Linked DNA regions of Homo sapiens: regions 1 and 2 are each linked to region 3. A link is a loop called in an ENCODE intact Hi-C map of the cell type or tissue named here. Cell type or tissue: mammary epithelial cell. All regions are shown on one strand. Region 1 has its middle 180 kb from the start of MOCS2-DT. Region 2 overlaps ARL15 (ARF like GTPase 15). Region 3 has its middle 61 kb from the start of MOCS2-DT.

Region 1 (8,000 bases), 120 kb before region 3:
GTTAGCTTCTTTTCTGCAAGAAAATAAGTCTGACTTAGCTGAAGCACTTGACAACCATTATTGGGTTTGCCAATAAAGTTGTATGATGGAGACTTTCTATATAAGTTACGTGATAAAAATGATAAATCAACAGGTCTAAAGATATGACAAAATGTATTCAAAATACATAACATAAGAAGAGTCTATTTAAAAAATTATACTGGAGATCAGGCATGGTGACTCACACCTGTAAAATACCGGCACGTTGGGAGGCCAAAGTAGAAGAATAGCTTGAGCGCAGGAGTTCAAGACCAGCTTGGGCAACATGGTGAAGCTCCATCTCTACAAACAAAAACAACAAAAATTAGCCAAGTGTGGTGGTACATGCCTGTGGTCCTAGCTACTGGGGATGCTGAGGTGAAAGTATCACTTGAGCTTTGGAGGTTTGAAGCTGCACTCCAACCTGGGCAACAGAGTGAGACCCTGTCTCAAATAAGTAAAGAAATAAATAAAATAAAAATTATATTGGAAAAAGATTATACAAGTCATGATAATTTAAGTTTTCTATTCTCTCTTAATGTATCATGCTATACAAAAAGCCTCTAGCTGAAAGGATAACAGATTTAATTATCAATAATTTGATAAGTGTTGGTTATGAGAAAATGAATGACTCAAATGAACTGGTAATAGATTTTGCAATCAGATGTTTTCAATTATTTGCATTTAACAACATTTCAGGAGTTCTTAAACAAGTTGTCAGCTCATAGATCAAAATAATTTTTGGTAAAAATCACTATTTGGCACTGCTAGTAATAGAAAATTCTCACTTTTCTTTTCTTAGAAAGATATTAAGTAGCAAATAAAACCACAAGTTAAGAGCGACGTCTCAGAAGAAAGAAAAACGGTTTGTATATTATCTTTAACAGCACTTCTTCCTGGTTTTGGCCAAAGGGTCCCACATATTATTTTGCTCTGGACTTTGCAAATTGTGTTGCTAATCCTGTTCCTACCTCTATTTGGCAAAAGGATCAACAAACAAGCACACTGCCACCCTTTCTGGGAATAGGGGAGATGGGAAGTTGGATGTGAACTAGGAGAGTGGCCACAGTTGCCTGGTTGTCCAACTGTTTTGCCAGTGACTGGGTGGTAAGTTCAGTACTGGGATGGGGAAGTAGACTTTTGATTCCATGCCATGTTCTCCAATCTAGCTGTACCAACAATAAAGTGACAATTTGATCACTATCTGACTCTAGTGTTGCCTCCTGAAGTGGAAATAGACTAAAATTTCAGCAGAGAATTTTGCCTTCTCTCTCTTAGACTATAGACCTCAAAGTCTGAGGGTGTGTTTGTTGTAAAAGTAAGTAAATAAATTATTAGGAAACAATAGAATAATAATCCCAATATTTTGAAAAACTTTTATACTTGCCATTACTAGACTCAGAGGGCAGGTTTTAGTAGGAAGATAAGAACTTCCTTGCTGGCTTAGGGATGCTGGAGCCACATAGTGTAGTGGTGAAAAGGGAATATGAGTTTATGGATTCGCCAGAACTAAACTCAATCCAAGTTTCTGCTATTTCCCCAACATATAACTCAATGCTGCTTTTCTCATGCACATGTAGCTCATAGGCATTTTGTGAGGATGAAAAGAAGCAAGGCTTGGGGTTGCTTAGCACAGTGTATGTTAGAAAAGTCCTCAATAAATAAATGTTAATTTGTCATCATTGTTAAGGGTTGGAAGTAATCTTCACTTAGGAGGGGATGATTCCTGGGTTATTCTCCATTCCTTTTTCATTCTCCCTCCCCAGTCTTCTCATTCCCTATGCCCTTGCTCTGCCTCATCCCCTGAGGGGATCACTCATCATGAACGCAGACCCATGGATCATGATTGGATGGGAGAATGTGGAAATATATACAGAACAACACATTCAGGTAAGATGAACAAAAGCCATGACTCGTAGACATCCTTCCAATTGTACTGAATGATTATCAGTACCCTAGTGTACCACCCCATGGTCACCCCAGTAACCATGTAATGGTACATAGTCCTTCTCCCAACAATCTTTCCTTCCACAAACATTTATTGAGTGTCTATTGCATATTAGGTACTCTCCTTGCATTCAAAGAGGTTGTAATGTAATGGGTGAGTGAATACATCATTTTAATGGGGTATCACAATGCTAGGAGATAGTACTTGGGGAGCCTGTGCGATGTTACCTAATACAGTCAGAATGATTTCTAGATGACTTCTTAGAATAGATAAAAAGTTACCTGAATATTGAAGAAAGAATATAAGTTAACCAAGTGGGTAAAGATGTAGCTGGGTGAAAGGGCTTTCAGTGCCAAATATAAAATCCTGGGAAGGCTTTATAATTTTAGAGACTAAAAGATTGGACAACAACCACATGTTTTCTCTTGTTTTACTGAGTGGTTTTTTTTTTTCATTCATTGATTTATATATCATGATGTCCAAAAAATAAGAATTAGAGACTAGTTTGTGATCACATAAATGGTGAAAATAAGCTTAGATGAAAAAAACCTCTTTGGCTTAAAATGACTTTGTTAGGTTTTTCACATACTCAGACATGGTGAACAATTCTACACTAATATTATTGCTTCATCTCTCTTTATTAAATGATTCATTCTGTACTTTTTGTTTTTCTTGAAGAAATCTATTTTGATCAAATATGCTTATGAAGCAATGGATTTTTATCAAATGCTGCCATTACCTCATTGTAATGACTCTTCATTTGAACCCCTGGACTTTACATCCTTTTGAATGACTTCTGTTATTTATTTGTGGAAATTCCATTGGGTGGAATGCAATTTTCATTTTTACTTTCTATTCATGATTTTGATATTTGGTGATAATTCCTCCACACATACATACTGATCCCTTATTCTGTTCCAGGCACTATGTCAGAAACTGGGAATAAAACCATGAACAAGAAGAGTCTGCTCTGAAGCAACTACATCTAATCTGTGTTTTAGTTAGCATAAGGGTAGGGGTAGGGGCTGAAGCCAAAGTAGGATGGGTGGGAGGTGAGGATACAGAGAGAGAAAAGGAAGTTAAAATGCAGCCATGATATTGGGGTTTGGGGCCAATGCACACGGTGCTTTGGAATACTTAGGGTAGAAAAAAAATATCTCAGGTGAGATAGTTTACTTAAATGAAACTAAGAAATAAGGGGAAGAAGAAAACATACTATTACAAGAAGATGTAACATTTACAATCTATGGAGAGCCACTGACAAATGAAGCAGTAGAGGTATGAGTGAGTCCATTTTGGATTTTCCAGTCTCAGTCAATTTCCCAGACAACTGTAGACACGTGAGAGACCCCAGATGAAACCAACAAAACATTGAGTTGCGTTCAGCCTCAGATTGCAGAATCCTGAACAAATAGATGATTGTTATTTTAGATCACCCGTGTTTTGTTACACACTAATGGATAACACGAACACCTGGGTTAATTATAATCCAGGTGCAAGTTCCTTCCAAAACCTGGTCTGTGTACCATTCACCTGAAAAATCTCTTTCACAGGATGTGTCATTTTACTATCTCTCAGGTTTCTCATGGTGTGGAGACTTTGCCATTCTCTAGCATGCTCTCTTGCTTTCCCACCTTGCCCAGTTTCAGCAAATACTCATTGGTCTGAAATACTTTGGAATACAGGAAGAACTTTAGGGAGTATGGAAGAGCCCAATTCAAGATGCAATTTTCTTCTTGGTTTTATTTAAATGGAGTTTGTTGTTTTCCAACCAAAAATGCCACAACCAAACAGAAATGTCTCTAATTGATTAAAAGAATTGTGTTTATTGCCACAAGGAGGCATGCTTTCTCAAGATTATAAAAGACAAGACATTTTTCTTCCCCTAGAGCAATTAATTAGGTATAGAGTGGGAGAAACCCTTAGAAACATCTCTAGTTCCATCTGAGGAATAAGTGATAAGTGATGCCATAGGAAGAACCAAGCTTAACCGAGATGGAGGAGACAGTGAGCTCTTTGAAGGAACAATGTCTGTATTAGAGGAGGAACTACTGGGCTGTATCCTAAAGAGATTATTTCCTACATACGATTTAACTTCCTTAAAGGAATTGAGGTATAGGTAAGGATGGCTCATGGGGCTGTAATCTTTGTCAGGAAGATCATTTTTAAAAGTTTCCTTAATTAGGTAGCCCAAGATTATGAGTTGTCTTCAACCATATTTTGCAATAGCAAATGGCAAGTTTTGCTGACAGAGACAGTCTTAACTCTGACAAGGTAGTTCTCCAGAATCTTATTACACAATACAAGATTACAGAATCAGCTGTTATTCTGGAAATTTGCAACAGTTTGTGCTCAAGTGACCCTCCCTGAGCTTTGAGTGTTTGACAAAGGAAGTGAAAGATAAGAGGCAAAACAGAGAGTTCAGCTATTTATTTCTTTATTAACTACATGTAACCTAAACAGAATCCAAATGATGACTCCATAGCAATGAACTAGTTTTGCTTAGCAAAGATTTTATGAAATATTTGATCATATGATAATATGATTACATCATTGAAACTTTAGACAGATATGAAAAAACAGTACAGTCTTTTCACTTCTAAGTACTACTATAAGAAAGCTTTGATATCAAGTTCTATTTATATGGCTTATACAGTTTGATTTCTCTGTGAAAAAAGTTTTATTGTGTACTGGACGGTATTCAGGGTGATTTCTGACTTAAAACTGCTTTCTGATAGCATCCTCAATAACTTTGCCCCCTGCCCTTCTGATAATGTATCTACTCAGCAAACCTTTAGTCAACTCAAATGTTTGCCTTTGCTCCTCTTACAACTTGGCTGCCAGAAGCAGTGATACCATTATGCAAATGGTGCTACTGAAAATTCGTAGATAGTTTTCGGTTCAGCGCAACAAATTCTTGCACTAACTCACTAAAGGAGCTGTTCCAAATTATCAAAATTATTCTCAAGCACAAGGAACTCTGCTACCTTCTTTTCTTTTTACAAACAACTGTTTCAGGCAGAATATGTCAAGAAAACAAATCACAGGAGGTATGTTGACAGAGAAAATTGAATATAGGAGATTAATTTCAGAGGAATTGAAAAGCTGAAAAAAACAGAAGGGAAACTCAGCAATAGCCCAGTTGAGATGGGAGAGTTCCCTGCTCCCCGCCCCCCAACCCACCACTGCGCACCTTGCAGGACTTGCGACAGGGGTATGGCTCTCTGTTCTGTCTCTAGGAGCTCAAACCTCTTATGGGAGGGGGAGCACACAAATGGGCAAGGTGCAGGAGCCAGGCAAGCACTTTGGGCTCCACCTTTACTACCAGTAGTGTCTAGGGGTGGGTGTCTGCAACTCCCAAAGCCCAAGTGGGTGTGTTACAGTGGGCTCTTTCAGCTTTGCCATCTGCAGATGGCTTGAATTTATCCAGCTCAGTGGACCCTCTCTGCCTTTCTGCAAGGGCAGAGGGCCAATGGGACAACTTTCTGTATCCTGAGCTTTTATCCAACATCTTGGAAGAATTGGGTCACACACAGACTTGAAGGATGAATGCGGTGGTTTTATTCAGTGGCGGAGGTGGCTCTCAATGAGATGGATGGGGAGCTGGAACAGGGATGGAGTGGGAAAATGATCTTCCCCTGGAGTTTGGCTGTCCAGTGGCCAAACTACTCTTTGACCATCCCCAGCCTGACTCCTCTCAGCACTCAAATGCTCCTTCTCTTCTCTTTTTCTCTGCTGTGCCACTCTGCCATTCATCTGCTCGTCTCCTGTCTCCTCGTCTGCTTCTGGAACCTGGGGTTCAGGGTTTATATGGGTACAAGATAGGGGGTGTGGTGGGCCAAAAGGCAACCTTTTGGATGTGAAAACAGGAATGCCTGTCCTCATTCAGGGCCACGGGTATCCAGGCTTGAGAGTGGGGCCTTTGCCAGGTAACCACCCTCTTCTACTGAGTGTTTCCCTGTCTCCTGTCCATATCACCATCCCTTAAAGCTGAGAAAACAAAAGAGAAAAATTGGGGGTAAGAAATCAAGGGAGGCCAGGTGTGGTGGCTAATGCCTATAATCCCAGCACTTTGGGAGGCTGAGGTGGGCGGATCACTTGAGGCCAGAAGTTCAAGACCAGCCTGGCCAACATGGTGATACCCTGTCTCTACTAAAAATACAAATATTAGTTGGGTGTGGTGGCGGGCACCTGTAATCTGAGTTACTCGGGAGGCTGAGGCAGGAGAATGACTTAAACCCAGGAGGTGGAAGTTGCAGTGAGCCAAGATCATACCACTGCATTCCAGCCTGGTGACAGAGTAAGACTCTGTCTCAAAAAAAAATAAAAAAAAAAAAATCAAGGAAGGGGTTCTGTGGAGCTCAGACCTCTGAGGAGGGCGTGTGACTGGGATGTTGTCAATACCACTTAAGGGATGCAATGAGGTTGAGATAACTCATTGCCTAAAGATACTGGCAAAGAAATTTGGAAAAAATATATTTGCAGAGTCTCAGCACCAGTACTGTAGAACACAGTGTGGGAAGTAGTTTTTGGAGAGACAATAGTCAAATAACTGGTATAATTTATGCTTTTGCTCTGTGTCTTACTCTGCTGTCTTAAAAAAAAAATCCTTAAAACACAGGCTTAGGCACTGCCACATGATTGAGTAGCAGAGAGGCAGAAATTAGGAAAAAGGGGAAATCCTTTGTTGTTCCTTTTAGGTCCTCTCTTCAAGGTCCTTACCCAGATGCTCAGCGTTTCAGCTTTTGAAGGTTCACAGTTGATTTGTGCATGGGAATTGCCCTTGGCAAAAGGAAACTGCCTTACTCAAGGTTATTCTCTCTCCCATGGTGTGCCCTGCAGTCAAAGTCCAGACATTTAAAAGCCCAAAAATCTTGTCTTAATACAATGGCTCCAGAGCTTCTCAGAAGGTTGTCTGAGGTCTCAGTTAAACTGTGTGGCAGGTCAGCTCAACCCTTTGCCTTTCCTCCACTCCTGTCTTCTTCACTTCTTTGCAGGTGTATCTCACAGGAGCAGTCCCCTAGCAACCTGCATGCAACCCTCCATCTCTTGTCTTCAGAAAATGAACACAAGCCAGTGGGATCGGATGGATCCTGGAAACCCTACTCTAAAATGGAATTTTGGAGATGGATCACTCACTGGTAGGTTGACATTGTGAACAACATCAACACTGGTGGTAAGTGGAATGCAGATAATCCTTGGCATGTAAGTGAGGTGCTATTGTTAAAATTTTCACCAGGGATGAAGTAAGATGACATATAACTGGAAGAGGACACACCAGATGCTGCAATATTTTTGGCACTTGAGGTATATGAGGGAAATGGTAACTATAATAACCATGGTCTTGTTTGGCCTTCCTGAATACCATTGAATCATTGGACAGGTGGTGACAGGCATAGAGTGATTATTCATCAATTCATGACAAAAATGTACAAGCTAGATTGTTTCCTAGTGAGCATTCAAGGAAATCCTTAATCTCCTGCAGCCAGAGGACAGAGTTGAGGACCAGGCCTAGAGTTCATATAAGAGTAGTAAGACTTGAGAGAAGGTTGAAGTCTTACCTCCAGAAGATATTTTACATCAAGCTCAGGAAATTGATAGGAAAGGAGTGGGACTCTGAGACTTAGGATGGGAAAATCTGGGTAGATTCACTTCAGAATCCTGAGTTCTCAGAGTCTCCTGAAATCTTAGGTCCTATGGAAATGGTCAATGTTTCCCATTAGAAAAGAGTGATTTCAGCTGGGTGCAGTGGCTCATGCCTGTAATCCCAGCACTTTGGGAGGCCAAGGCGGGTGGATCACTGGAGGTCAGGAGTTCAAGACCAGCCTGGCCAACATGGTGAAACTCCGTCTCTACTAAATATACAAAAAACTAGCCAGCTGTGATGGCACATGCCTGTAGTCCCAGCTACTCGGGAGGCTGAGGCCAGAGAATGCCATGAACCTGGGAGGCAGAGCTTGCAGTGAACCGAGCTCACATCACTGCACTCCAGCCTGGGGTGACACAGCAAGACTCCATCTCAACAACAACAAAA
Region 2 (8,000 bases), 1.1 Mb before region 3:
ACACAATGCAAGAGGTAAATAATGTCTTAGTATGATGACATTAGTTTTGATCCTGCAGATCCTCTGAAAGGGTCTTGGGGACCCTCAGGAGTCCATGCACACATTGAAAACGGCTGGACTAGGAGAAGCATAGAACTGGGTGTTGTGAAGCCATTGCAAACAAGGATGGTGTATGAGGGCAGGGGTGAACATGAGTGTCAGCCGAACAAGGGGCTGAGGGTAGACTCCAATTGATGGCTCTTGTGGGAATAGAGGAAATCAGAGGAGAAAAGAATGTGTCTTGAAGGCAGAGCAGACCGGAGAGGTCCCTGAACACAAGTTCTGAGAAGCAATTTTGTGGCTTTCCTGGTAGGTGGGCATGCGTCTTTAATTAAGCACCCCTGCCCTTCCCACTCTGCCCTGTTTCTCCCATATTTCTACCTGTTGGTTCTATTTTTACCCCCAAATGCAGCATAAGGCTCTGCTTTCTCCTGTGCAGCCTTTCAAATATGAACTTAGGGTCTTGAGGCCCAGTGGAAGGGAGCTTCGAATGTCAGAACAACTGGAAACTTTTTTCCATAGATAGTAAGGAGCCATTGCTTACTCTGGTCTCTCCTTCCCTTCCTGTTTTTCTGCCTACCTTTTTGAGAATGGCATTTGACAATGATATTTATTGAAAGAGCACTATGTATTAATAGTGCTCTTGGGTTATGTTAGGGTTGCAGCCGTGAACAGACAGCCTCAGTACCTGCTGTCAAAGAGCCAAGAATCTAGTAAAGGATACAGGCAAATGTGGTCAGGATCATGGGAACATTTGGTGAGGGCCTCTAATCCCAGAGGGGAAAGGGCTTGCAGGTCAGATTGCAGGACTTTTTGGAAGAACTAAGACTATGGAGGCTGAGACTTAAAGAGTGAGGGGTTAGTTAAGCAAAAGGTATAGGGAGCCTAAGGAAAAGGAGAGGGTTCTGGAGAGGGCTCCACAAGGATTTGGATTTAGAGACAGCACATGAGCAGTCAGTGTGGCCGCAGCGTAGACTGCTAAGTGGTCAGGCCTTCACTTGAGATTGGAGAGGGAGTATGGACTGAATTGTGTCTCCCCAAGTTCATATGTTGAGGCTCTGTCCCCCAGTGACTACGTTTGGAGATAGGGTCTATATGGAGGGAATTAGGGTTAAATGAGGTCTTAAAAGTGGGGCCCTAATCTGATACTACTAGTGTCCTTATTTTAAAAACACCAGAAAGCTCCCTCACTCTCCACACTCATGCACCAAGGAAAGGCCATGTGAGGACAAAGTAATGGTTTGCTAGCCAGAAATAGAGCCCTCATCAGAAACTGAACCCTCTCAAACTTTGATCTTGGACTTTCCGACCTGCAGAACTGTGAGAAAATACATTTCTGTTGTTTAAGCCACCCAGGGTCTTGGTATTTTGTCATGGTAGCCTAAGCTAAGATAAGGAGTTACCACCCAGAGAAGCTGATGAGCTCTGCCAGCCTTGTTAAGGAGCTTGGTTTTTATTTTGAGGGTTTTGGTGAGACATCAAAATGTTGTAAGAAGCAGAGTGAAAGATTATTCAAGGTGAAGTGTGAGGGATGGATTGACTGGGGCTGTGCAGATAAGAGTGTTATGAGAGAGACAGAGAAGTGGATGTTATAGGCTGGATGAGGGTGGCAGAAGTGGGCAGTGGGGATTGAGAGAAACTTGGTTTCGAGAAACAGTTTAATAGTTTTGTAGACTTGAAAATTGGTGACTGGATGGGTCAGTGAAGGAGAATGAGGAGTCAGGACTTCCAGGTTTCTAGGTGGGTGATCCTTGTTCACTGAACTAGAGAACAGCAGAGCAGCAAGTTGAGAGGAGCCAAGGGTGCATTTGGTTTTCATCATGATGAGTTTAATGTGTTTGTGGGATATCCACGTGGAAACATTCCCCAAGCAACTGGCTTATACAGTGCTGGAGACCAGAAAGAGCAGGGGAAAGAGGGAGAGAGAGAAAGAGGAACAGAGAGCAGGAGAGAGAAATGGGCTACTGATCTAGGTAAAAATGCTATTAGTGAGATTCTGTAGTGGCAATGGCCAAATCACTTAATTCCTCTCAATATTTCTTTCATCTCCTGTAAAATAGAAATAGTATTTTTTTTGCTTACCTACCAAGCTGTTATATACTCAAAAATAAAACTAAAATAGAAAATATGGCAAAAGCACATTGTAACTACAAAGGACTGCACATATTTGAGTAATTTATTATACTGGGATCTCTAAGGGAAAATGCTGGATGCATAGGAACAAGAAAAAGGCCCTAGGGAGTGAGAACCTGGATGAGGGCGCACAGAGGGAGAGGACAGGATTACAGGGAAGACTTGCTCATACCTCACAGAGGAGGAGAGGGTCCAGATGACACCTTTTCCAAGTCCAGCTGGCTGGGAAAGTGATCATTTCTTTGAGAGAAATAGGAAAATCAAGAGCAGGAGCTGGTTCATTGGAAAGATATATATATATTTTTGACGTAGTCCCATGGCATTTGAGGAGACCGTATTGAGGCATCTGGGTGCATGTCTTTGGTGGTTGGGAAAGGCCATTCAGGACATTCTCTTCTTCCTTCTTTGTGCTTTTTTGGTTCACCTTTTCTTTTCTTTTCATTCTTTCTTTTTCTTTTTCTTTTCTTTTCTTTTTTTTTTTTTTTTCTGAGATGGAATCTCACTCTGTCTCCAGGCTGGAGTGCAGTGGCGCGATCTGGGCTCACTGCAACCTCCGCCTGCCGGTTCAAGCGATTCTCCTGCCTCAGCCTCCCAAGTAGCTGGGACTACAGGCACCTGCCACCATGCCCAGCTAATTTTTGTATTTTTGGTAGAGACGGGATTTCATATTGGCCAGGCTGGTCTTGAACTCCTGACCTTGTGATCCACCTGCCTCAGCCTCCCGAAGTGCTGGGATTACAGGGGTGAGCAGAGCACTGCTCTAAAAATGTTTTTTGGGCAATGTAGAGTTAATTTTAAACAATGGAGTTTGAATGCCTGTAGGAAGCCATGTTCCTAGTCACCACAGGTCTCTCCTCAGTCTCCTTTACTCCCCGTATTGCTGCCTCACAGGCTTAGATTTTTCCCTGTCCTGAAGGCATCTATGAATCCAGGTTTAAAGTCACCATGGACAATTTGGCCTCAAAGGGGAGAACGGGAAGTGAGATTGCCGGTGGGGATCAGAATCGGCCAGAGCCAGTTGAGACCATGTCCCAGAGGGAGCCCCTATGGTGTGGAGCAATGACCACAATTAAAATGTGTTTCAGTTTCCAAGCTCTTAGCTTGAGATATGCTAACCTAGACTCCTTCTTCCGAATAACAATAATCTTAAGATTATAATTTAATTGGAAGAAGCTAGGACAACAACAGGTGCACATAGATACTTAGCACAATAATTGCTCATAATTTGGCAGGAGGAGCCTGGGTTAGTGTATCTCAAGCTAAGATCTTGGTGACTTGTCTCTAAAACTGTTTGTTAGTAATGTTTTCCTTTTTTAAACTCTATTTTATTTCATTTTATACCAGATCTTCGTAATACTCCACTACAGCAAATTCTGATTTGTGTGCTTGCTTTCATATCTCTCGTGTCTGATTCTGATGCAGGTACCCGAAGGATTTCTACAGTGTGTCCTTCACCCCACCAGCCACCAGGGGGCAGGCACATTCAGTCAATACTTTGACTATTACCATCTCAAGGTGCATGTTGTAACTGCTAGAGAAGAAAACAAAAATTAAAAAGAAAGACAAACTTTGAGATCTTATTATAACTTGATGTCGTTAGCTGACCCAACAGGCTTTTGCTACTGTCCAAGCATTGTTTTCTAGGAAGGCTATAGTTGGATGATCTAGTGTAAAGGAAATGTCACCATGGTTGAAGTCTTGCCAATAGCTCAGAGAATGTTTAATGAATTGAGACGACTCAGTCAAGCAGTGAGTAGTAAGAAAATCTGTGTGACTAGTGACAACCAAAGTGGAAAGAGGGGCCCTTGTGTTCCTAGAGTGTCCCAGATGCCCCCCAGAAACATGGATTAGAATAAACCCCAGAAATCTCTCACAGACACCTTAACATGCTTCTCCCGACAGGAAACATGTTATTTTCAGGGATGCTATGTTTGGTGCTTTTAAAGTAATACTATGATATCCTTTTAAAAATGCTCAGCTTCTTTAAAGGAGATTGAGGAATAAGGAAAACAGATCTCTTAAGTAAAGAATTCTTAGAATCCTTAACATGAGATCCATGAGACTAGCGCAGTTTTCTTCCTGATTCCTGAAATTCATTAAAGGGAATATTTTTCTTACCATGAAAGTGAAGGTTGTGTTTTATTTACATGGGCTAGAGGAAAAGGATGAACAAATAAGCAAACTACTTGTGGAAGAGGTTAGAACTATTTCAGATAGCTATAAATTTTTATTGCAAAACCTCATAAAAACTCCAAGAAACAGTAATGGGGGAGGTGAGAATAACCTTATATCATAATTATTAATTGACTTTCTCTTTTGTTGTCTGGGTGGGTGGGGGTGGGGGGGTCAGTCCTCGTGGTAATAAGGACTTTAGAAGATGAGATTTCATCAGTTATCTGAGTAAATTCACCTGTTTGAGCTAGTCCTGAATATTGAACCTATTCTACCCCCTGGGTTTATGCAGAATTTGGTGATTTAGTTACAATTTTGGTTCAACACTTCTTTAGATTAGCAGTATGTATCTCAGGGAACCTTTTCAGATTGTAGTATTCTGTGATAAAATGTGGCTTGTCATAGAATATATTGCCAGGCTTAGTGGACACCAGGCTTTCTGAAGATAATTTTTGTCCCCTTTGCCTCTATTTTTAGGGATGTGAGATGTGTGAGGCAGAGACTGAAATTGTAATGTGTTTGGCACCAGGTGACCTTAGAAATTAGCCATCTGATAATTTGCATTTCTGATAATTTTCATGTAAGGTGCCCAGGGTCCTCTGGCGTTACAGACATACAAGTCCCAAGTTTCCTTCTCTACTTCTATCTTGTCTTTCTCTTGGTTTGAGAAGATGTTGTGGTTTTTTCCAACCCATCCTCTTATCTCCTGCTTCTGCCAGTCCAGTCTCTTCTCAGAAAAGGTGTTACTCTGTAGAAAATGTTAACTCCTTCTGCACACCCAGAGACCACTTACTGTTTTGTACCTACAGCTCTGAAATGATGATTCTGTCACTTTTGATTTCTGTAGACTCTGGGTTTTCTTGTCTTCTCATGAATTGTGAGCACACTGACAATTGTTCAATGTGCTCAAATGTGGAAAAGTTATCTTTTCTTTCAGTTGTAAGTGAAGTATCCCTAAGGAATACCTGCTGATGCTGCTTATCTTGCTTTATGTTTTAGCTGCCCTGTGTGACTTTGAGAATGACCCAGAAGTATTCAGGCCTTTCTGAACTGCGCTGTCTCCTGTGCATCTGGCCCTTGCAGTCATTCAGTTGGTGGGATTTAGTGGAAAGGGCTAAATTCTGGAGTGGGAGGGCCTTGGTTTCTGCCAGACTCAGCGTTTGAGCAAGTCTTCTGGCCCACAAGTCTCTATTTTTTCACTGATAAAAAGCCGCTCATAGTAATACCTGCCTCCCAGAGAGCCTGTGAGGATTAAGAGAGGTAATGGATATGAAAGAGCTGTGTAAAGGCAATGAGGTTAGGTCTTGTGTTAGTCATGCCACCTTGCTTGCTGCAGGAGGATGTGCTGTGGCTCACCTGTGCTTGAGCAAGCTGTGTAGGGATCCTGTCATCAGGCCTCCTCCTTCCCCAGTGTGTGAAGGGAGAAGGTGAGCTCAGACAACTTGGCCTCAGTGCTTACAGAAGCAGCGTTATTTCCTTCAGTTGTTACCAGTTACTTTGCCATCTTGTTTGAAATAGTGTATTAGTCTGTTCTCATGCTACTAATAAAGATATACCTGAGGCTGGGTGATTTATAAAGGAAAAAGTTTTAATTGACTCACAGTTCCACATGGCTAGGGAGGCCACACAATCATGGGGGAAAAGCAAGGGATGTCTTACATAGCGGCAGGCAAGAGAGAATTGAGAGACAAGTGAAAGGGGAAATCCCTTATAAGACCATCAGATCTCATGAGACTTATTCACTACCATGAGAACAGAATGGGAGAACCACCCCCATGATTCAGTTATCTCCCACTGGGCCCCTCCCACAACACTTGGGAATTATGGGAGCTACAATTATTCAAGATGAGATTTGGCTGGAGACATAGCCACACCGTATCAGATGTGTTGAGTTGAAGAACAAAGAGTCAGGTCCTTGATTTTTGCTTCAGTTGAAGACATATAAATGGTGAAATGGCTTTTTCTGCTGTGGATTTTAAAGGTTTTACTCATTTTTTTTAATAACTTAGACTAAAAGCAAGGCATTATTTCTAAAGAAAGATTATTTTTAACAGTCTTTGAAATTAGTCTATTCAGAAAGTTATATTTTTTCTGTTTCCTCCATTTTCTTCTCCTTTGGATCTCTTCCTCTTTGCCTAGCTTGGTCTTCTGATATTATCATAGCTAACCACGGCTTCCAGTGTCATGAATGGCTGGAGGCCTGGCCTCTCGATTCCAGGAATTTCTGCATTCCCTTTAATCAGCCAGCTTCAACCCTTTCCATGGCCTGGAATTGCCTCATTTCTAAGGATTCAAGCTTGGAGCTGTCTTCCAGTCACAGCCTTCTGTTCTTTCACTTACTCATTCCTTCATTTCCTCTAAACGTGCTTGTTCCTCATCTTAAATCCAATTAACGGCCATTTTCCACCTGCCGCTTTTCTTGTCACTCAGTCTCATCCTTCCTTCCCTGCTCAACCTTCAGGCCTTGACCTCCCCAGTCCACCGTGTCAGCTGTTGGCTCACTGGCATCCTTAGAATCCCTTGCCCTTTTAACTTCTGCTTTGCCCACTATTATGACTGCCTTCCCACTCCCCCCGTGTCTATATCCCAGGCCACTGAAAATCACTGGAGGAAATCACATTAGCCCAATCACATTGGGCTAAATGCTTAGTATTGATGTGTGCCACCTCCCTCTGCTGGAACCTCACTGCTCCTGGGAAAGTCTTTTTAGTTTTCGATCCTTCTTCACCCTGGGGTCCCATTTCCATCAGCTTTCCTTATTTTGCTAGTAATCTTGCTTCCTTTTTCAATGAGAAGGTAGATGGTAATCCAATTGAATTTCTTCAGCTCTCCTTTACACCTGAACCTTTGTCTGTATTTCCAGCCTACTTCTCACACTTGCTTCCCGATGCGATGGTGTGTCCTTACTCCTTCCCAAGGTCAGCCTCCTCACTTTGGGCACCCTCTTGTCAGCTTCAGGGCCTTACACTGTGAATGAACTCTGCCACCTCCTCCCTGCCATCACTTTCTCCCTTTCCACAGACTTTCCTCCTTTTATCCTATGAGCTACTTAACTTTCCTGAAACCTTCGCTTCACAAGAGCCTCTCATTCCCTTAGTTACAAATTTCTCAAAGAACTGTCACTTCTTCCTACTGTCACTCTTCACCACCCAGTCATTCCTTAGCCCTCTGGCCAAGTAGTATCTTCTCCTGCTGTTCTGCTGGGACTCTTCTTGCAAGTCGGCAAGGACCTCTTTCCTAGTTGTCAAATAATCTACTTCTCACCATCTCCACCACCTTTGACATAGTTATCCACTCCAGCAGGTGTTAATGCTTAGTACATTTATGTTGAGTGGATGGATAAAGGCGCTTTGCTTCTCTCCGCTAGTCCCCATGACATGGTGCCATCTTTTTTTCTGCTGCGGTCCCTCTGATCACTTCTTTTCAGTCTCTTTTTAAACCTGACTGAAATTTTGAGTTTCCCCATCTTGGCAGAAGGATGAAAAATCAGGGAATCTTAATTGAGTACCTACTGTGTGCCAAATGCTACCCTTTAGGGGCTTTAATTACGTTAACTTGTCTCATCTTTACAGCAACCCTATGAGGTATTGTTTGCCTCATTTTTAGAGAAAAATAGTTGAACTTGAGGGAATTTAAGAATTCACCTATGTAACTAT
Region 3 (8,000 bases):
GAGATGAGGCCATGAGTCTCCTGTAGATGGTAAGTACCTTAATCTGCTCAGGCCATCCCTCATAACAAAGCACCATAGAGTCATGGCTTAAACAGCAGACTTTTATTTTCTCACAGTTCTGCATGTTAGAAGTCCAAGATCAAGGTGCTATCAGGGGAGGTGTCCAGCGAGGCCTCTCTTCTTGGCTTGTAGATGGCTGCCCTCTTGCCATGCTCACACATGGCCTTTCCTCTGTGCTTGTGTGGGAAGGGAGGGAGGGAGGGGAAGAAATCTCTCTGATGTCTTCTCCTCCTCCTCCTTCTCCTTATTCCCCTTCCCCTTCTTCCTTCTCCTCCTCCTCCTTTCCTTCCTTCCTTCCTTCCTCCCTTCCTTCCTTCCTTCCTCTCTCTCTTTCTTTCTTCTTTCTTCTTTTCTTGCTCTGTCTCCCAGGATGCAGTGGTGTGAACACTCTTCACTGCAATCTCACCTTCATAGACTCAAGGAATCCTCGTACCTCATCCTCCTGAGTAGCTGGAACTACAGGCATGCTTCACCATGCATGCCTATTTCTTAATTTTTTTTGGTAGAGATGAGGTCTTATCATGTTCAGCCCAGGCTGGTCTCAAACTCCTGGGCTCAAGCAATCCTCACACCTTGGCCTCCCACGGTGCTAGGATTACAGGCATGAGCCACCACACCCAGCCTCTTCATTTTCTTATAAGAAACACCACTCCTATTGGATTGGCCACCTCCCTCCACCCCATGACCTCATTTAACTTTAATTATCTCCCTGAAGACCCTACCTCCAAATGCAGTCCCATTGGGGGTTAGGACCTCAACATAAGAGCTGGGGGTGGGTTGGGGGAGACAAAATTCAGTGTCTAACAAGAAGGTTGGGAAGGCCCCTCTGTCGAGGTGGCATCTGAAGTTTAAGGTGGAACCTGACATGTGAAGAACCAGAAAAAGAGAAACACAGGCAGAGGGAACCCATGGACCAGAGGCAACTTTAAGTACTGGATTTTTGGGTTATCAGGAAAAAAAAAAAACAAAAACAGTAAGTCAGTCCAGTATTTCTAGCCTGATCAGAGGTGAGACTTTAATGTCAGACCTATCCTCTTCAGATTTCTACTCAAAAACCGCTCCACTAGCATTTGAAAGTGGCATTCAGACAAGATCAGAAAGAATACAAAGAGACTAATTACTAGCAGGTTGGAATTGTAGCTTTACTTCCAATCCAAAACTAACACTTCTCACTGAAACCGGTTTGCTTAAAAGCTGCCTATGCGAAGGATGAATTCTTGAGAAGTCTCATCAAGTATTTAGTGGATATATGCCTGCTCCATTGATGGTGATTTGAAAACATTATCCAATTATACTATGAAGAAAACATTTCTCAGAATGTTCTAAAGGTCACATTGGCTGATGTACAAGGAGATTCTTACTCTAAGTCTTTCTTTCTAAGTCAACTGAAAAGTATTTGACATCACGTGTCGGCAAAGTCCTCTTAGGGGTTGCCAGTTGCTTTCTGCGGCAGCTTTCCGCTGTTTACCCAAGCAACAAGACCGGCAGATTATGGTTTGAGACATGCTCCAAGGCAGGAGTGGGGAATGTGAAACATTGAAATCCTTCCACGTGTATTCAACCACACCCCGTTTTCATTACCTCCAAGCAGGGAGGTGAACAGAGAACTACTACATAGAACAATAGGCATGATTTGTGCTTGATTCACTCTTTCCCACCTCAGACAGTGTAATTATCACATGCATCAGAGAGCCGTAGACAAGCACTTTCCCAGTTCAGGTGCAAGAAACCGTCCCTTTTATAACAGGCCTTTAGGGACTGAAGTCTTAGCCTAATCTGTTTAGTACTTTTGTGTAAACATCCTTTGTAGCAATCATCTGACCAAGAATTATATTTGTAAAAATTATATTAAATCTCTTTATTGTGCATAGTTTGAGAAAAAGAAATAAAAAAATACTATATGTTCTATTACCAACGGATGGGTTATATTCTTGTCTGATGGATTGTGTATGTCACACTCCTTTGGTAAACAGTATCGTTGGTTGGTTTCCTCAAGTAATGGCCAAGGAAAACTAAAATTTAACTTTCTTTACATTGCATTCAATGCTGATTGTACTTCTATAAATGTAAAATAGGGCCGGTCACGGTGGTTCATGCCTGTAATCCCAACTCTTTGGGAGGCTGAGGAGGGCCGATCACCTGAGTTCAGGAGTTTGAGACCAGACTGACCAACATGGTGAAACCCTGTTTCTACTAAAAATACAAAAGTAGCCAGGCATGGTGGTGCATGCCTATAATCCCAGCTACTCAGGAGGCTGAGGCAGGAGAATCACTTGAACCCGGGAGGTGGAGGTTGCAAAGAGCCAAGATCACGCCATTGCACTGCACCATGGGCAACAAGAGTGAAACAGGAAAGGAAAGGAAAGGAAAGGAAAGGAAAGGAAAGGAAAGGAAAGGAAAGGAAAGGAAAGGAAAGGAAAGGGGAAAGGAAAGGAAAGGAAAGGAAAGGAAAGGAAAGGAAAGGAAAGGAAAGGAAAGGAAAGGAAAGGAAGAAGAGAAAGGAGAGAAACAGAGAAAGAAAGAAAGGAAAGAAAGGAAAAGAAAAGAAATAAAAGAAAAGAAAGAAACTAGGTATGTTGCTCATCTAGTGCTCCATGATTTAACTTGTACTTGTGGTTTAATTTGCCTTTAACTGGCAAAATTGAAAGAAACTTTTAAAAAAATCTCTGAAAATCTATTTGATTATAGCTTTTACAATTATAGCAAAGAAATAATCTTATATTTTCCTTCATATGATGTGTAAAAATGTCTACTTACACATGAACATAAACTTTTAAAATATGAGTATGTATGTTAAAATAATATGTATGTTTATTTCCACTCAGCTTCTTTTTAATGAACTGTAATTTTCTATTAAAATCCTTAAGAATCATTTAAGTAATAGTGAGGCAGTTTACCTTACAACTACCACTGTGGAATAATAGATTTTAAATGACGATTATTTAGTTGAAATATCCACTTGCTGTAAATGTTTTCAACAAACCTGTATATTCTTCTTGGCTTTCTCCAAGGACTCATTTTGGGATCTTTTTCTGCTTTTGGTTTGTACTAATAATCTTTTTTCTTACAAATAATTCCAAGTTTACTTTAATACAGATGGTATTTGTCCATAGCCAAAAACCCTTTCCAAAATGCGCCCTAGCTCAATAAACTAGTTTAAAAAGCATCTTCAATAAAAATAAACATCAAAACAGAGATTAACAGGAATCAAAACCCCTAAGATCATCATGACTGGCTGCTTTCACTTCACTAGTTCTAGTTTTCTTCTTCTTTATTGTGGAATACAAATGCTGTAAGAAATAGAAAATTGATTGCATGACCATATACATGATTTAATGGTACATGGTAACTTGAACGACTGCCACCTATATTGTATTAAAAACAAGATATTGCACATGTCTCTAAACTATGCCAGATAAAAATAATGACTGAGTTTAATACGGTTTAGATTACCAAGTATGGGATAGCTTACGCTGAAACCCTAGTCAGTAGGTTGAATAGAGAAGAAAAATTATTTTTCTGAATTCAGAATTTGTCTTTAGATTTTATATTGGCATAAAGTTATGTTTTAAATGCTATCATTAATGCTTACTATTTGGCAAGGACTGAACTAGATATCAGTGATATAATAGTGAACAAAAAATATATAGATTCTACAACCATTAATTAAAATAAACATTGGAAAACAGTTTAATTTATATTCATCTTTTATCAACTACATGGTCACTGAATTGGAAGATTTGTCACTTGATAAGGAAGATTGTTATTAGAATTTAAGAAAATAAAGAGCAGATTTTATTTCAGGAATAATGTGCTAAAGTAACCATGTTAGGTTGTTCTGAACATGTACTGCCACCCAATGGAGATGTGTCCAAATGACACCAGTCATTTGGAGGTTTGGAGACTGCACATTCTTTTGGGGGAATACACCTGTGGCAAATCATTCAGCATAGCTGAGTTTTGTCCAGATTGAGCTGGATTGCCCTAGGTGAGGGGGAGGAGAAGGGAAGCTTCAGCTAAAAGCATTTTCTTCTCTAATCCCAGCAAAAAAGAAAGGCTCATTCAAAATCTGATCTGAGGTGATTATAGTGAAAAAGTAAAATTGCCTGTGAATAGCTCATATTTCAAATAATGCTACCATCTAATAGACTATCAACGTGCTAACGATAACTTTTCCACATAACATAGAAATTGCAGTGTGAGGAATTGAGTTTGGGAGAAACCACTGGAGTAGACCACAGTTTTTCTGGTCTGCAGGTCTCTAAATTTCAGCCCGAATCCTTATTTATGGAGAGTAATTTGTAAGGTTCTGGACTGCTCCAAAGGAGGGATAGACTAGAGGGTTCCTCGAGATTCCTTCCTCCCTAATTATTGCACTGTCAGTGTCATTGTTCAAACCTCTGACAAAAATATTTTATACAGAATAATGTAATTCACCTCCAAAGTTCTTAAAATCACTGGTATGTTAGATGCAAGTGAGGTTGTCTATAGCCAAAAAAGACGTTGAAATGGCCCAGACTTTTTCACATTTTTCTTGACCCAGACCCTGAGATAGCCAGCATATTGTCCCATGGCAAGTTTTGAAATAAGAAGGTGCCCCAATATCAAAGACTTTCTTTGTTTAAGAAATCTAGCATTCAGGAACAGTTAATTTCCAGTGTAATGAAAACGTGTTACAAAGGCTCTTTATGTTCCAAAGACCACTTCTGCTTTTCACATAGGCAAAATTTACAGAGGGTTTAGGACAATTGTAGGGCACCCTAGCACATAGGAATCAGTGGAACTTTAGCTGTTAAGAAGGCCTAATTTTAGTAATATCCTCCTGAAATGCTGAAAATTTGTCTAAGGCAGCAATCGCCTTACTGAATCGATCATTTGATAATCCTAACACTCAGGGCTTTAAAGGGAATAATTATCTAGTAATACATCATATAACAATTCAAGTTACATTATGAAATGTGACAAGAGAGATTAAACTGGTTTAATGAAAAACAACATGGTAAAATTTTTGTATATATTTTCTAAACAAGTGATTTAAAGCCATGCTTTGTGTAGGCTTTGCAGAGTATTTCCATGTATTGAGTGTCAGAAATGATAAGCATCATTTAGTCACTCAACAAACACCTATTGCATACTTACCCTATTCTCTGTGTTGATGCCTTGCATGTACTTTGTATATAAACATAAATAAAAAGAGAATTTCTGCCCAGTGTGGGAGAAGCACTGCTATGGCTTGATCAGCATGCTCTGACTTGAGGTGTAGGACAGAAGTTAGTTCAAAATATGAATTCCATCTTACTGGATGGAGGAGTGATGGGGCATTATATCAGCTGATCATCAAGTGAACTAATACACTGTGGCTGTAACAAGAAACCAGTCTTTTCCATTGAAAAATAAGTATTAAATTTTTAACAAAAATTGTGTCAGGGACAGCATCTTTTAGCCAGAATAAAGTTTGTGCAATCAAGTCAGATTATTTTAATTATAATACTCTACTAAAATATTATAAATGTTGCACTATGAAAGATACATAGTGATATTCTAATGACAAATTAAACACATGGGAATGCAATTGCTCGCTGAATCCTCAATGATAAGTTTGTCTCAAAGGAAGTTGCTAGAGGGCTACAGGGGAATGGAGACACTAATCAAGATAAGGGCTCTTCTGTCTCTCTTGCAATTTACTGGGATTGAGAATCGCTGAAGAAGGGCATGTAAATCTCAACTCTCCTTTTGACTTGCCTGAATCACAAAAGGATCTATCCCATTTCCTATTTGTCTTATTCTTGGCCAAATTCTCCAAGTGCAGAAGTCACTTCTGTCTCTCTTAATTCTTACAAGCTCCTTAGGGTACCAGTTAGCAAAGTAGCTCTTACATTAATAGCTCTCAAATGACCTGGGAGTTGAAAACCTTCCAAAATTGCCCAACTAACTCCCAAGCAGTAATTTATGAATAGGAAGTCACTGGTTTTGATCTATAGATCAGAAGATGAGTGGACTAATAAATATCTTCATAAACTGTTCATATTTTAGATCTTTATTTTCAGGGCTAAGGTTAACTTCAATTTGCCTCATTTTATTCCATTATCCCTAACTTTATCATCCTTCATGAATAACATCAACCACACATCCACTGTTTGCAGAACTCTAAGTCTTCCTTCTAGTTTTCTAATCCCTTTTAAGGGAGACATTTTGTTTTCTTTTGACATAATTTATATCTGTTCCTCTCCACTCCAGTAGACTGAGAAAACAATGTGTTCTGTGGGGGAGAAATATTTAATGTGAAAAGTTTCTATTCTGTGACCTCATCTGGACTTTGTAATTAAGACTGTATACAATAAAACTTGATTATTTTAGAGGATTAAAAGGAATGATGCTTAGAATTAATTCATTTATGATAAACCAGTGCTTTATGAATGAACAAAAACACAACTAATTAATGAAGGTATAGAAGTGGTTCAAAAACCATGTCATATTTGATGTGGCTCTTAGTAATATAACAAAAACAGATATTTTCAGTATCTGAGATTTCTCCAGAGCCACCCTCCTTCTCCACTTCCCACAGGCCTACTCACAGAAATCATCTTGCTCTTTATTTCGATTTTGAGGCTTTTCCTGTGTCTTTAAGACCATGCAATGTTTCTTGTTTATCTGTTCCTTCCTGTGGTCATTGCCCAATGACACCAGGTCCAGCCAACTTTCATCCACAAGGGTCTAGATTTGCCCACAGCTATGTCTCCCAACTGTCCCTGGTTTCTGTTCTCAGTTCTGTTCTCTGTGTCCTCAGCTGCAGCTTGTTCCTGGAACTGTTCCCAGTTTTAGGAACTAGCCAGGAGAAGCTGACCCACAAGACAGAGACTTCCCCAACTTTCTCCAGCTGTCTCTGGACCTGTGGGGCTGTTGTGGTAGGCAGCAGGGGCATGTCAATCCCCAGCAATGTTCTTTCACTCTCATATAGGTGTTGGCCTCTTTATTCTTTACAATTACCCAGTGAAGTAGGTAATCTTTTTATAGGAAAGGAAACTGAGGTTTCCAGAGGTTAAATCACATGTCCGCAGTGGCACAGCTAGTGAGAGTCAGAGCCAGGATTTTTACTCATATATGCCTGACTCCAGCAATCATGCTACTAATCAATCACTATAGGCCACTGCATCCTAGCCACCCGAACATTGAAACAGTAGCCATGACATTCAGGATTCCCAGCTAAGACAAGTGAAATGCAATCAAAATGACTATCCCATTATATTTTATTTATTTGAAATTTAAAGCCTCTTGAGTTTAACATATAAAAGTACAGTTGAGTAGTTATATGCCAGGTACTGGTTCAAGTACTTTACACGTATTTTCTCGTTTAAGTCTCACAATCATCGTATAAAAAAGGTAGGCACTGGTATTCTTTGCATTGAAAAAACTTGAAAACAGAGGTACAGCATTGGGTTTAAATAATTCACCCCAATTTAGAGATCTGGGAAGAGCTGAGAGTTGAACTAGGTATCTCTTATCCACTGTACTTTACTGGTTTTGATAGAATTTCACTGCTTCCCTTATAAGTGCTTTCTATGAATAGGCATTATGCAGTGTTATTTATGCATTACGTGTAAGTCTTTGCATGTTCCCTGAGAGGTAGTACTATTATCCACTTTTGACAGCTGAAGAAATCAAGCATAAGAAACTTTCAGTAATACCTGGGTAGAACGGAGTAGAACTAGGATTTGAACCTAGATCTGACTGATTTCAAAGTTAATGTTTATAGAAAAATACAAAAAAATAAACAATGGCTCCCAGATAACTTTGAAAATGACTAGAGAGGGGATTTTTTTAAACAAAAACTTCCTCCATTTCTCTGGCAAGCTCATTCATCCTACATTTTGCTTGAGGTCTCTACATTACTTCTGTTCATGAGTAGCATTCTTTGGAAGATACAGTATTTGAATCATAAA

Evidence for each region. Peaks named below come from ENCODE experiments on the same cell type or tissue, not always from the same donor. Only the 100,000 strongest peaks of a DNase experiment are listed, where the experiment ranks them.
Region 1: a loop joins it to region 3, with 7 times the contacts of the local background. A loop is called at or near these places in 3 of 110 quality-filtered maps.
Region 2: it touches region 3 in a loop (6-fold over the local background); 50 of 110 quality-filtered maps call a loop at or near these places.

Annotation. Positions count from the first base shown.
Region 1 is chr5:53,288,027-53,296,026 of GRCh38, reverse strand. No RefSeq gene overlaps it. Among named protein-coding and RNA genes, the nearest start is that of MOCS2-DT, 180 kb to the right of the region's middle. In mammary epithelial cell, no CTCF peak of the experiment used is centred here; DNase peaks (open chromatin) are centred at 4,256 and 7,326; H3K27ac peaks cover 2,665 bases.
Region 2 is chr5:54,225,005-54,233,004 of GRCh38, reverse strand. The region is part of intron 1 of ARL15 (ARF like GTPase 15); the gene reads left to right. Among named protein-coding and RNA genes, the nearest start is that of ARL15, 82 kb to the left of the region's middle. In mammary epithelial cell, a CTCF peak has its summit at 3,639 (motif pointing right); a DNase peak (open chromatin) is centred at 5,694.
Region 3 is chr5:53,166,856-53,174,855 of GRCh38, reverse strand. No RefSeq gene overlaps it. Among named protein-coding and RNA genes, the nearest start is that of MOCS2-DT, 61 kb to the right of the region's middle. In mammary epithelial cell, a CTCF peak has its summit at 3,919; a DNase peak (open chromatin) is centred at 3,935; H3K27ac peaks cover 723 bases.